2 separate regions of the Homo sapiens genome follow, and region 1 is linked to region 2. Evidence: read pairs that join two places in POLR2A ChIA-PET (ENCODE). Cell type or tissue: OCI-LY7. All regions are shown on one strand. Links, peaks and the distances in the headings refer to the core of each region. The heading gives the core; the rest is flanking DNA. Region 1 overlaps LINC02539 (long intergenic non-protein coding RNA 2539). Region 2 has its middle 13 kb from the start of SIMALR.

What was found. Peaks named below come from ENCODE experiments on the same cell type or tissue, not always from the same donor. Only the 100,000 strongest peaks of a DNase experiment are listed, where the experiment ranks them.
Region 1: POLR2A ChIA-PET joins it to region 2 with 9 read pairs; 3 of 35 experiments call an interaction of 5 or more read pairs at or near these places.

Annotation. Positions count from the first base shown.
Region 1 is chr6:137,734,848-137,737,771 of GRCh38, reverse strand. All of the region lies in intron 1 of LINC02539 (long intergenic non-protein coding RNA 2539), which reads left to right. Among named protein-coding and RNA genes, the nearest start is that of LINC02539, 2.7 kb to the left of the region's middle. In OCI-LY7, for the core only: no CTCF peak of the experiment used is centred there; a DNase peak (open chromatin) is centred at 1,181; H3K4me3 peaks cover 473 bases; H3K27ac peaks cover 917 bases.
Region 2 is chr6:137,957,536-137,960,459 of GRCh38, reverse strand. No RefSeq gene overlaps it. Among named protein-coding and RNA genes, the nearest start is that of SIMALR, 13 kb to the right of the region's middle. In OCI-LY7, for the core only: no CTCF peak of the experiment used is centred there; no DNase peak of the experiment used is centred there.

The sequences.
Region 1 (2,924 bases), core at 213-2,712, 220 kb after region 2:
TGGTTATTGCTCTGTTTGTAAAAATGATTGTTGGCTTAAACTCTCATTCAGAAGAGAAACCCAGGGGACATTGTAATAAATATGTATTAGTCTTAAAATAGTGTTTAAACATTAGATCTGATAGTTCTTAGCAGGGCTCTGGTGTTATAACCAAAGGTTAAGCCACAACAGAATTAAAAATATGCCTTACATAAGAAATTTTTTCTCAGGGGCTTATATTTTGAATCTGTTTTCAATGAGCAGAGAAGGGAGATACTGAGAAATGCATTTTTGACTGGGAGAAGTGAAGGAGACACATGGAAGGAGACAGGAGATTATTTTCTTTAAAAAAATAAATCACAAAAAAAACCCCATTAGTAATCTGAGATTGGGCACTATGAGTACCATTGCTTTTGAGACTCTGCCAATAGAAATTTTTCTAAACTAGTTTTTTAAGTGACAAAAATTATATATATTTATCATGTGCAACATGTTTTGAAATATGCATACATTGTGGAATGACTAAATCGAGCTAATTAACACATGCATTACCTCACGTGTGTGTGTGGAGAGAACACTTAGAATCTACTCTCCTAATTTTCAATAACACAACCTATTGTTATTGACTATAGTCATCAGTTGCACAATAGGTCTCTTGAACATTTCTCCTATCTAACTGAAATTTTGTATCCTCTGACCAACATCTCTTTGTAAAAATTCAACAGGAATTTTTGGTCAGAGGTCCTTGGGAAATCGACCAGGCTCCTCCCTGTTCCACATTTCTCTTTAATAGTAAGTGCTGCCTGCCATAGAATCGTTGAAGCCCTTCCTCCTCCTAGAATTGGAAAGCCATTCTGGAGAAAGAGTCAGGATCTAAAGAAGAACTTGGTCTTGCTCAAGGCGGTGCAGAGTGGGAAACTGAGTTATATCTTAGTCTCGCTGCCTCTCTTGCCTCATCCTTGTCCTAGCCCTGAGAGGTAACTAGTGTTGTTGGAGAGCTCTGAGATTTAGGCAAAACAGCGATTCGATTTGGACATCTCCCAGGCCCATGCGTGGCTGGGAGCTCACACTGGCTCAGGGGCGGCAGCAACTCCAGTAAAGAGAAAGTACTAGTTCTATGCCTCAACCTCAACTGTGCAAAGTGACAGTTTACCCCTATGACTAACATGCTCTTAAAACACCCAAAATGCACCTGCAACTGATTAGATCTCCCAGAGTTAGCCCAGGCTGATCCACCTGCCTGCTCAAGCAGCTGAGAATTTGTTTTCAAAACTGTGTGGTTTGACTCTCTCTCAAGAGGCTTACAGATGGCTGGCTTGCTTTTCAAATAGATTTTCTGTGGTCCATTCTCTCTAATTCTGACCATCTATCCCCACTCTCCAGGTCCTGAGATCCACCCTTCTGTTCTGTTTGGTGATCAGGCAATGACTCCTGACCTTTTGCTCCTTGATCAGAATGCCCAGATACTAGATCACAGCTGGGCTGTGTCTTCTGCATCAAAGGAAATGAGATTGTTCTTATAAAGATTTTAGAACCTAGGTGTCTTGACTGCTTGGATTTGGCATATTTAGATAAGGCTGTTTCCCATCCTCCCCAGGCATGGCTCCTTCCTCTCCACGCCCCAAAGCACCTCGATTATTTACTGCTTTCTCTGGCCATATCCACAGTGCAGGGTTTACACATTTTGTCCTCATGAGATTATGGACTCCATGAGTCCAGGGACAGTATCTTATTAGGCATTGGCCTCTGCAGCACTTAATCCAGCGCCTGGGACTTCAGAAGAAATTCGTAAGTGAATGAATGAGTGAATATTGAACGTGTAACTATCAAAGGGAATTCACGGGAACTTTTGTTTCTCATTGGACTGGAAAGGATTCTTCTTAGTGCTCAAGCATCTCTTTTGTTGGCCATTGAAACTGCATTAGGAAGACATTGTATTAACTGAGGCATAGCCAGAGGAACAGATCCAGAGAAGAGACATTGCCATGAGTCAAACCTAGGTACTTTTTTAGACAACAAAGGGTAACACCAGAGTTAGTAGTAAGGTAGACTAGACAGACTACCTTATTACAAAAGCATAAAATGAAGACATAATTGTTAGTTGTGAGCATGTTGCTTTAGAATATAAGTGAAAATGTTGGCAAATTGTATTTATATTGGATAAGATCCTCAGACTATTTTCCCAAATATATTGTCACATTTTCATGACTCAATATAGCATATCCGTGGGGTTGACTCAGGAGTATCATGATGTGGTAGAAAGATTCTTACCTCAATATGTACCTCCACCACTATCTTGTGGGTGGTTTTTGAATGAAGCATTTAAGTGCTCTGGGCTTAATTTTTGTTATAGAAAACAAATAGAATAGGTGAAGTGGTGCCTCGGCCTTTCAAAGTGCTGAGATTACAGGTGCAAGCCACTGCGCCGGGCCAAAATATTAATATTAGTTAGAAATTAATTAGATACTGTATATCACAATGATGTTCTCATCACGATTTGCTGAAAAACAGTTTGTAAGGGCTGATAGGAGGGGACTACTTCTCTCTCCAGCCGTGAGAACCCCAGAAGCCTTTATTTACAACCCTGGAGGGAAAAGTGATAAACCCATCACAAGGAGGAAGTAGGGAAGAGAGCTGGAGGGGGAAAGCAGTCATTCATATTTGATTTCTTCCACGTAATTGTTCCTCTACCATGACCCATAGAGCCAGGAGGAAGTGTGGAGGAGACAGAGATGAGTTACCAATGTATTTGAACAAACTGAAATGCACAGTTCCCTGTCCTTTCTGTCTCCCGTTATTACCCCAGTGTTCCCAATTGTGCAACAGCGTGACCTTACATCAGACAGAAAAAAGAGGGAGTTTGGCAATAACGTGAGAAAAGCTTCTGATGCAAACATAATTCCTTTTGCTTTACAGAAACATATAAATTATGTACAAAAATTATT
Region 2 (2,924 bases), core at 221-2,720:
ATTTCTTTGGACACATTTAACAGTGAAACTCTTGAGACCTAAAAGGAAAGAAAGTTTTATTTTGGTTCACTGTAGGAACATGACTTAGGTCTGATTTTGGGGAAACTGAGACTAGCCCAACAGAAAGTATGCATATTTGAAATACCCGAAGAAGTACTAAGAAGACCCCTTTGTGTGTCATAATATCTCCCAGTTGGAGGCTAGAAAGTCTCTAGTACAGATTTATTTTTTGTGATTAAAGCTGTGCTTTCTGAAACTATAATCCTTAGTTACAAGTGCCTTTGGAGGTACAAATGAGGGATGCAGGGTTGTATTATGACTGCGTACCAGGCTTGTGTGTGCTGCCTGGCTCCATCCAGCATCTACCACCTTCCTAACTTACCTGAGAACATCCAACTCTTTAAGACTAACTGACCTCTTAAAATGAGGATAATAATAATGCCTATTTCCTAAAAATGTGGTAAAGGTAAAAATATTGCATAAATATAGCCTTTTGCTCAGTGCCTAGTATGTGAGTGCTCAATAAACCTTAGATATTATGACAGCTATTAGTAAGTCTTTGTTAGCCACTATCACTAGAGTGCATTTAGTTAATCAGATTGATTTCCACAGTAATAGTTCCCTAAGAACATTGGACAGGCAAGAGAGAGAAATCTTTCTTGATCTGTGAGGGGGAACTGAAGATAGTATAATTGTGGATCGAGGAGAAGAGGAGGGCTTAGGCACGACATATACCTGGATTTCAAATCTGATTTTATTACTTGCAGTACTTGGGATATTAACTTGGGTATTTACATAATTCTCTTGGCCTCACTTTCTTTTTACATAAAAAAGTGGAGGCTGGGCATGGTGGCTCATGCGTGTAATCCCAGCACTTTGGGAGGCCGAGGTGGGTGGATCATTAGGTCAAGAGATTGAGACCATCCTGGCCAACATGGTGAAATGCTGTCTTTACTAAAAATACAAAAATTAGCCGGGTGTGGTGAAGGGCGCCTGTAGTCCCAGCTACTCAGAAGGCTGAGGTAGGAGAAGAGCTTGAACCCGGGAGGCAGATGTTGCAGTGAGCCTAGATTGCAACACTGTACTCCAGCCTGGTGACAGAGTGAGACTCCATCTAAAAAAAAAAAAAAAAAAAAGTAGAAAGCAATACCTGCCTGTTTTGTAAAGCAGTATCTGGAATAGGGTAAGGTGAGGATAAATGAGTACATGATAAGTAACAGCTACCGTAGGTGGGACTCCAACACTTTGGAGCTCTTTTTATTAATTGTTTATTTTTCCACATCAGCCTAACATATGTATGTTTTTATTAGGATCATGCTACATTTAAAAGTTATTGAGACTTAAAGAGGAAGGAAATTATGACACATGTTACAACATGGAAGAACGTTGAGGTCACTATGCTAAGTGAAATAAGCCAGTTGCAAAAGGACAAATACTGTATGATTCCACTTAGATGAGGTGCCCAGACTGGTCAGATTCACAGAGACACAATGTAGAATGGTGGTTGCCAGGAGCTAGGAGGAGGAGAACAGGAAATTATTGTTCAATGGGGATGGAGTTTCAGTTTTACAAGATGGAAGAAGGCCAGAGATGGAGAGTAGTGATGGTTGCACAACATTGACAATGTATTTGATCCCACTGAACTGTCCACTTAAAATGGTTAAGATAGTAAATGTTATGCTGTATGTATTTTATCACAAGGGAAAGATCACCTAGGGAGAATTGACACCTTCTTATGATTGAGTTTTCTATCCTTGATATTGAACAAATATCTTCATATTCATTCAGCTTTGTAATTGTATTCTTCAGGAGCACTTTTACATTTTCCTTATATACATTTGCACATTTCTTATTAAATTTTTTATCTGGGTATTTTCTGTTTTTAGAGGCCACTGTAAATATGAGCTTCTATCCCATATTTCTTCAGACTAGCAGTCATTTAAAATATAAAACATTAAGAAGCACCATGAAAAAAACCATATATTGCAATAAGTAACTTATAAGGTCAATTCAGGAAATGCAGAATGAATTAGCTTCAGAACCATTTCAGTAAACAAAATTCGTACAGACATTTGTTCCTACCATTAAGTTACTGTAATACATGCTACTTATGTAGTTTCTGAAATCTTAACCACAAAGAGAGATGGCTGTTATTAGAAATAATAAAACAGCAAAGCACAATTGGAGATACAGTTGGAAAGGATACAGTTTGTTCACATTTATAACTCCTTACTGTCTTCTAATGGGTGACCTTAGTCTCTGGAGGGCCCTCTGCTTTGCTGATGGTCTAGCTGTGAGAAATACAAATTAAGAGGATGTTGGGCTGAGTGGGAATAAATGGTTTGGGTAAGAAAGACAAGAGAGGCCTAGACTTCTAGGGAAAGATCCGGGACTGTGAAAGCCTGGAATGAACTGGGCTGGACATTGGAGGGTAAAGGAGTGAGAAGCAAGCCCTCTAGCTGGATGGAAAGTTTGGGAGTGGAAGAAAATGCTGCCCTGTGATACTTTAATTTGTGTGTTGAGAGCAGGGCCATGTCAACCTTTTCTCAGGAGAAATGGTCCTTACAGGTTGAGAAATCAATCCTTAAGAAAATTTGCACCTATTTTTTTTTAAAAAGCAATCCATAAACATTGTTATTTTTCCAGAATTGGGTTACTTTTCCCATCATGACTCCCCTCCTGACTGCATAGTGTTACAGTCAATTCCTATTTGTGAAATTTTGTGAGGAACCATTTTAGAAACATAGTTTCTCTTTCATTTCCAGCAATTGACTCTAATAAGCCTGATTCTTGTTGCATTTTGGATAAAGAGAAGGGCCTTGCTGAGGTCATTTGCATTTGCTATGGCCTCCACTCTTGCTCCTCCGGATGACCTCCACATTGCTGGCTTCTTGTTGGGTAAGTTCTCGGCTCTCAGGTCACCA